2 separate regions of the Homo sapiens genome follow, and region 1 is linked to region 2. Evidence: chromatin contacts called from ENCODE Hi-C data. All regions are on one chromosome and are shown on one strand. Each heading gives the region's core, a stretch centred on a gene start or an enhancer-like site at or near the end of the contact. The rest is flanking DNA. Distances are from core to core; before and after follow the strand shown. Region 1 holds the start of ZNF507 (zinc finger protein 507). Region 2 holds the start of CCNE1 (cyclin E1).

Region 1 (3,563 bases), core at 356-2,855, 2.5 Mb before region 2:
AAAACATTTCTCTTTCTTGGTGAAACAAAGTAATGATTTTTTTTTTGGCAGTGAAAAATTTCTCAATATTCCATGTAAAAAGAAATTCAGAGGAATGTTCATGCAACCCTATTACGTAATGCAAATTTAAATAATTTATCTAACAAGCCGACTTGAGGATTTTGCAGAAGTTAGGAAAAAATAGCTCTGGAAACTTCTCCCAATAATTGTGTATTTTGTTTTACCTCAGAATTTAGGTACTGGACTCAACACTATTGGTTTTACTGACAACATTTTCTAATGAGAATGGAACAATAAATTGCACATTGCTATTTTAATCTAAACTAAAAATACAATCTAACGAGTGATTCTGCAACCAAGCACAATAGGCAGAAAAACAGCATAAAAAGATATGACACAGTGGTGTGACCTATATATCTTCTAACGCAGTTTCCTACTCTGGTCCTACATTTCTTTGCCACTGTTTCTTATACTGGCTGGAATAAATCTAAAAGATAAAAAAATGCTTATTCGTTTCACCTAGAATGCAACTACCTTATCGATTACGGTTAAGTAAAATAGCTCACTGCCAGGGCAGAAAAAACATCTTTAGGGCTCCCCTGAAGTTAATTTTCAACGAGTTAGTGAGGTAAAGGAATGAAGGGCCAGGCTTTCTTTTAATCAATAATGCAACCCATACTCTGAGTGAGAGGGGAGTACTGGAGAAAGTGCAAACTCAAAGAGGTGATAAATCCAGTAATTGCCTGAGAAGAGCGATGCAGACTGATAGCAAATTACAGCCCACTGCAGAAACTTAAAAATACCGCCTTGGGGTTGGGAAAGTGGCCGCCACCTTATTAATCATCCCGGCCTTCTACACAAACCATTCATTCCGATGCCCCCAGGTCTTAAGAGGTGGGAACTTTCCCTGATGGTCTCCGTGATCTCTGGAGACATCATTCTATCTCCAGAGGATGGTAATAAATGCAGAAGACCAGGGCTGCGTTTCTGTAGTAGCTTTTTCTACACCACGCACTGGCTAAAGGACTGAGGTGATGGGTCGGGAATGAGGGAGCTTAGAAAATTAATCAAAAGATGCTGTGAGAACATCGTGGCTGGGTCCATCCCGGCTGGCCTAAGCGATCTCACATTTGCAGAAAGAAGCAACGCCTGGAGAAGGAAGCAACGCCTGCGGGCGGGCCGGGCTGGTGACAGTATGCAGGGAGCAGCAAGTTCCCCCCACCCCCAGCTGCAGGGCAAGCCCAGAGTCTCCGCAGGCCTTGCTGCACAGAAGACAGAACCGGGACACGGAACTTGGGGCTTGTGGCTAGCACCGGGCGGGGGTCGGCCGGCTGAGGAGGAAGCGAGCGCCGGCAGAGGCCTGAGGGGAGGATGCACATGGCCGGCGGCGGCGCTAACAGCGGGCGGAGGGGCGGCCCCGGGGCGCGGTACCTGCGGTCAGGCGGCGGCTGCTGCTTCCGCGAGCCTCGTTTGGCCAGCCAGGACCCGGCCGTGCCCTCGCCCTCGTCCTTGCCCACCTCTCTCCCGGCTCTTTTCCCTCTTTTCCCCCGGTTTCCCCCTCCTCATCCGGAGCTCCAAAATGGCGGCGCTGGGGACGGATCACGTGAGCCGCGGGTGGGTCAGGTGACCCGAATGGCGGGCAGCGGGGGCGGGGCGAGGCTCAGGCCCCGCCTACCGGCGTCCCGGGCCGCCGAGGCTGGACCCGCGAGAGGGAGGCTCCCCAGCCGGTTTAGCCCCTTGCAAACCCTGGCTCCCGGGCGGGGTTCGGGCCCAGTTGTCTGGCTCTCATGGCCCCTTCCAGACGTCTAGATTTAGAAGTCACCGTGTATTCACTTTGGCATCTCCCCACGTCGCCTAAATCCGCTGTGGGCTAGCCTTATCACCCCACTCACCCCGCAATTGGCTTTCAACAATGGGCATTGGGGTTTTTTTTTTTTTTTTCTTTAGCCTTGTGCTTCTGGATTTGTATTAGTTCCTTTGGTAGGACTGTACATTTCAAGGTGTTCTTGGCTAAAATATAGAGGTCCTAGCCAGATTCGCAGCTTGGCGTTAAGGGGTGCCTGTTAAGGGCCAGAGCTGGCCCTGGGGAATCTCTTTGCTTGAGAGATTCAGGATTTTCAGGGTTTGTAGGACCAGACCCAGTAACACAAGCTCAGCCCTCCGAGGGCACGATGGTGTTTGTCATTCGGATCTGTTCTATGAAAGATACTAGGGTGGTTCTCCTGCTAACAGTGAAAAACGGACTAAGTGAAGCATTCCAGCCAATTTCACCAAAAATGCTGGATAGTTTTGCCGTATTAGGAACTACGCAGCATGGTGCTTGGGTCTGGACTCCGGGTGAGCGGTGGGCATGAGCAAGGGTGTAAAACTGAAGATTCTGGCCATTGTAGTGGAATGGACTCATTTGGTGAGATACCTCTTGGGGATCTGTTCCAGATCTTTTTAGAGGCCTTTACAGCTGGCTGGGCTGTCCACGGTCCTGGGAGGAAGATCCAACAAAATTTAGAATCAGACAGGCTGATAATTCCTGTTACTGTATTTCAGAATTCAAATTCATCTGAATTTGGGGGTTAGGAAACCAGCAAAGTTAGAATTTTTATTTTTATTTTTATTTTATTTTTTTGAGTCAGAGTCTCACTCTCTCCCCAGGCTGGAGTGCAGGGGCGCAATCTCGGCTCACTGCAACCTCCACCTCCCAGGTTCAAGTGATTCTCCTGCCTCAGCCTCCCGAGTAGCTGGCACTACAGGGCGTGCCACCATGCCCAGCTAATTTTTTTGTATTTTTAGTAGAGACGGGGTTTCACCATGTTGGCCAGGATGGTCTCGATCTCTTGACATCATGATCCGCCCGCCTCAGCCTCCCAAAGTGCTGGGGTTACCGGCGTGAGCCACCGCGCCCGGCTGCAAAGTTAGAATTCTGCTATTCCACAGAATCCTTTGCCAATTAGACCAAATAGCTGTGAAAAAATAAAATGTTGAGTAATTTTTTTTTCGATAAAAGGTAAGAGATTGAGCAGGAGACTAGCATGGAAGGGTGGAAAGAAAAAACAGTGAAGAAAACCCAGAAATACGAAGTGTTGAAAGGGAGAACAAACAAGTAATATGAGAAATTCCTTGCCTTGGGCTATTGGCACAAACAATCCTAACTTATCATTATCTGAAGAGAGGCTTTTCGTTAGTCATGTCTTAAGTGTAATGTCCATGAATCTGAAAGTAGACAGACGAAATGACAGAATTATTTGATCAAGGGAGAGTGCAGAAACACAATAGAGAAAATATAATCTAGGGATAATAAAGAACTTTTAAAACAAGCGAACGAAAGTGTATCTTCGTTTGAAGTTCCTGTGGTGGTCATTACTGGTATTCACCAGCTAGTTCCCATTGTCCCTCTTCTGGCATAAGGTTAGTTTCCATTGACCCTGTGGCTCGGGGGTGTGGCCAGTACTGGTGTTGGCTAATGGATCGTGTGTGGGAGTGAGGGCATTCCCTTCATACTGGAGCATTTAATTGCCAGTGCAGTTCCCTCCAGAGTATGTTTCCCTTTGGCTTGATGACTGGCAGTG
Region 2 (3,876 bases), core at 217-2,716:
TAAACACCCAGGAACCCTCCCCCAGTTCACCAGCTTTTACAGACAAGGCCGAGAGCCCAACTTTGCCCCTGGATGGCACAGGACTCTGGGTTACTTTCTTCCTCTAACTGAGTCTCAGTTTCCTCCTGGGCAGAAGGGGAGGACTGAATACTGTGATGTCCATTCTGGTTCTTCCAGGCTAGGCACATATCTGTAATCTCAGACGGTGCCAGTCAGGAACACCAAGCTTCCTGGAATCCCAGGACTGGCAGAGGCCAGTGCCCACTGACAGGTACAGTGCTGGGCCATATGGGCTGTGGCTGCATTAGAGAAGTTCACTCTCACCAGAGTGTCTCCAGCAAGAGACAAGACAGCATGAAACCCCATGTGACCCAGGGGGAGAAGGACCTCCACAGAGGCCCAACCCCGGGCGGACCTACCTGGCTCCCACACTGGTCCCTCGCCGTCCTGTCGATTTTGGCCATTTCTTCATCTGGATCCTGCAAAAACTAACATGAAGCCACCCCCATGACCCCAAGGAAACACACCAAACAAGACAAAAACAGAGAGAAGAAGAGAAAGCTGATCAGGTTATGAGCTCCGTTCCTGCCCAAGGGACCCCCGCCCCCGTAGGCAGAGCCAAGTCGGGTACCCAGGTGAGATGGGGGGGATGCTCCCCAACCTGTCTCTTTTGTACTCACAACGGTCACGTTTGCCTTCCTCTTCCTGGAGCGAGCCGAGAACTCCGCGCCGCCGTCCTCCTTCATGGTGTCCCGCTCCTTCGCATCCCTGTGGACCCGGGTGGCACCGGGCCGGGTGAGCACCCGCGGCCGCCCCTCCCCCACGCCACCCGTCCCGTCCCGTCCCGTCCCGTCCGGCCCCGCGGCGCGGGCACTCACCGCTCCCTGCGCTCCCTCGGCATGATGGGGCTGCTCCGGCCTGAGGCCTGCGGGGCGGCGCGGGGTGAGGCGGCGGCGGGGTCAGGCCGCGGGCCCAGTACCCCTTCCCCCTTTGCGCGCGGGCGGCCGGGCGAGCCAGGAAGATGGCCGATGGCGGGGTGGCCTGTCACCCGCGACCCGGGCACCCGCCGACCCCCGACCCGGGGTCCCGCCGCCCCCGCCGCCCTCACCGGCCCGTCGCCTCCCGGGGCCCGGGCTGCCTCAGTGTCCCCTCCACCCCACCCCGCCGCGCTCTCAGCACCCTCCCGGGCGCCCCGCGACGCCGCCCGGGGACCCGCGACCCGGCCGCACCCCGCCCCCACCCAGCTCCCCGGCGCGGTCTGGGCCCCAGGAGTCCCTGTCCGCAGCCCGCGGCAGTAGACTCACCAGGGTCTTGTCCGCGGCGGACGGCGCGCTCCAGTCCCGGCAGGCGGCGGCGGCGACGGCAGTGGCGGCGGCGGCGCCGGGAGTCGGCGGGCCGAGCGCGCGGCGGTGGCGGGATCCGCGCCTGCCCCCTACACCGCGCTGGCGGCCGCGCCGGCTGCTCCTGCGCCCGGCTCAGAGCGGGACATTTAAAATCCCTGCGCGCGGAACCGGCCCCGGCCCGCCCTCGCACCGCCCCGCCGCGGCTCCCAGCCCCTCAGCGGCCGCGCGGGACCCAGAGCCCGTCCCGCCCCGTCCCTCGCCCCGCCCCCGGACCCGCCCCTCCACGGCGCCGGCCCGCGAGGCGCAGGGACGGGGAATCAGGGGCGGGGCCGGCGGACAGGGCGGGGCCAAGTGACAGGGCCTGCGCGCCGAGGGCCGGGCGCGGGGCGCGGGGCGCGGGACGCGGGGCGGGGCGGCGGGCGGGACGCGGGAGAAGTCTGGCGCGCGGCGGCGAGGGGCGGGCCGCGGGCGCCGGGGGCGGGGCCGAGCGGCGCTGGAGCGGCAAAAAGCCGCGTGGCTGGCGCGGGTGGAATGTAAACACGGCGGGCGGCGCGGGTTCGGGCCCCGGCAGGGCTGAGCCAAGGGGATGTGTGGGGGGCCTACCCGAGGAGCACCGCCCGCCGTTCCTCCGCGCGCGCTGTCCCGCCAGGCACGCCCTCCCCGCCCCCGAGACGCCGAGTTCCGGGCCCTGAGTCCTGGGCGGGGACATCCCCAAGGTCACCGCGCCTGTGCCTTGGCCTAGAACCAAGGCTTCAGGCCGCGGGGTCTGGGGCTCCCTGGGGGCCGGCTGCTATTCCTGGCCGCCTGTCCATTCATCCGTCAGTGCATTGGGTCGTTCATTCATTCATTCAAGGAATCTGTGAGTTCCTTCCATGCGCCCCTTCCATATGCGCCCCTCCCCCGCAAGCCCTTCCTGGCTCTCTGAAGACCTTTCTGACTCTGGGATTCCCTTGCACCCCATCTCTCACTTAAAGCCTTCCAGTTGAGGCCGGGCGCGGTGGCTCACGCCTTTAATCCCAGCATTGTGGGAGGCCGAGACGGCTGATCCCTTGGGGTGTTCGAGACCAGCCTGGGTAACAGTGAGACCCCCATTTCTACAGAAAAAGAAACAAAAAGCCTTCCAGTTGTTTCGCATAAGGGTCAAATCCACACTCCGTGTCCTAGGCTACAGGCTCCACAGGACCTGACCCTGATCCCCCACCCTCAGACCTCAGGCCTCCTCTCCACAGCTCCTCTGTCCTTTCTCCCTCAAGACTTGTATTTTTTATTGTGGCGGGGGGTGGGGGGTGGCAGGTAGGGATAGGGTCTTGCTATGTTGCTCAGGCTGGTCTCAAACCCATGAGCTCAAGCGATCCTCCCGCCTTGGCCTCCCAAAGTGCTGGGAGCCCAGCCCCTACACAGTCTTGGTGCCTCTCTGTTTCTTGTCTCTCTCCCCACCTTGCCCATCTTGCTCACTGCTGTATCTGTCAGTTCTTGGCATAGTGCCTGGACCAAGGGAGACACTTAAATTGTTTCTGAATGAACATTTGAAAGACAGGCACTGGCCAAGCCCTTGCAGGGCTTACCGGCTAATGAGAGAGACAGGTAAGGAACAGTCATCACCTCAGAGTACCCTCTGTACTCAGCTTCAGGAAGATGTGCGTAAAAGAAGGCTCTGGAATGCTCCCAGGGCCCTTCTTAAGCTAAAGTCTCAGTCCTGTCCCTCACCCTCCCCTAGTGACCGTTTTCTTGAAGTTAGAGCCAGGGTCTTATCAAAGAGGCTCACAAATTCATGATTCCCCCAGGTGCTCTGAGGCCAAGGCTGCTGGGCTACTTGCTCAGCAGGGACCCAGGCACCTGAACCCCCCATCCTGTGCCCGTTAGGAATCACCAGTAACAGGTATCATAAACAGTGTTTCCAAAATGGCAGCACTGGGCTAAGTCCTTCAAAGTATCATCTCAATTAAACTTCACAATAATCCTATTCATGTTGATGCCACAATTATCCTGTTTCACAGATGGCAACTATCTACTCCCAAGGATCATTGTGAAGATTGAGATAATGTAGCTGACTCCTGTACAGTACCTGGCACACAGTAAATGCTCACTAAATGAGTTATTATAATGATGGTAGACAAGACAGTTTTCCTTAGTCATTACAGCAATGTATACACCCACCAGCAAAGATAGAGCCCAAATCCTCCACATCCTAGCTGACATGTTCATCAAGAATAGAATGGATACATAAATGTTGTTATATTAATTCAATGGAATACCACACAGCAATAAAAAGGACAAACCAAGGAATCATGCAGCAACATGAGAATTTCAGAGACAACATGTTGAGCCCAAGAAGCCAGACACACTTATTTGAAGTTTCCATTTATTTGAAGTTTAAGAAAAGACAGCAGTCACCGTAACAGTATTTACCCCTAGGGTGAGGAGTAATGACCGGGAGGAGACCAGGGGAAACTTCTAGGGGCTAGACATGTATGCTTTGATCTGAGTGGTGGTTTCATGACTGTATACATACATAAAAGCTCATTGATTGATA

Evidence for each region. A loop is a pair of places that touch in the nucleus more often than their neighbours do. Pooled maps may share reads with other maps.
Region 1: a loop to region 2 is called in a map with no recorded cell type, with 22 times the contacts of the local background. The contact joins the promoter of ZNF507 here to the promoter of CCNE1 in region 2. A Hi-C loop is called at or near these places in 2 of 37 single-sample maps with no recorded cell type and 4 of 50 pooled maps.

What each region holds. Positions count from the first base shown.
Region 1 is chr19:32,343,652-32,347,214 of GRCh38, reverse strand. It overlaps ZNF507 (zinc finger protein 507), which reads right to left and starts at 1,605. Exons shown (of 7, transcript NM_001136156.2): 1 at 1,432-1,605. RefSeq lists silencers at 1,432-1,621, 1,652-1,781.
Region 2 is chr19:29,809,581-29,813,456 of GRCh38, reverse strand. CCNE1 (cyclin E1) reads right to left here and starts at 1,466. Exons shown (of 12, transcript NM_001238.4): 1 at 1,305-1,466; 2 at 879-925; 3 at 681-768; 4 at 420-488. The coding sequence starts at 901. RefSeq lists a silencer at 1,383-2,012.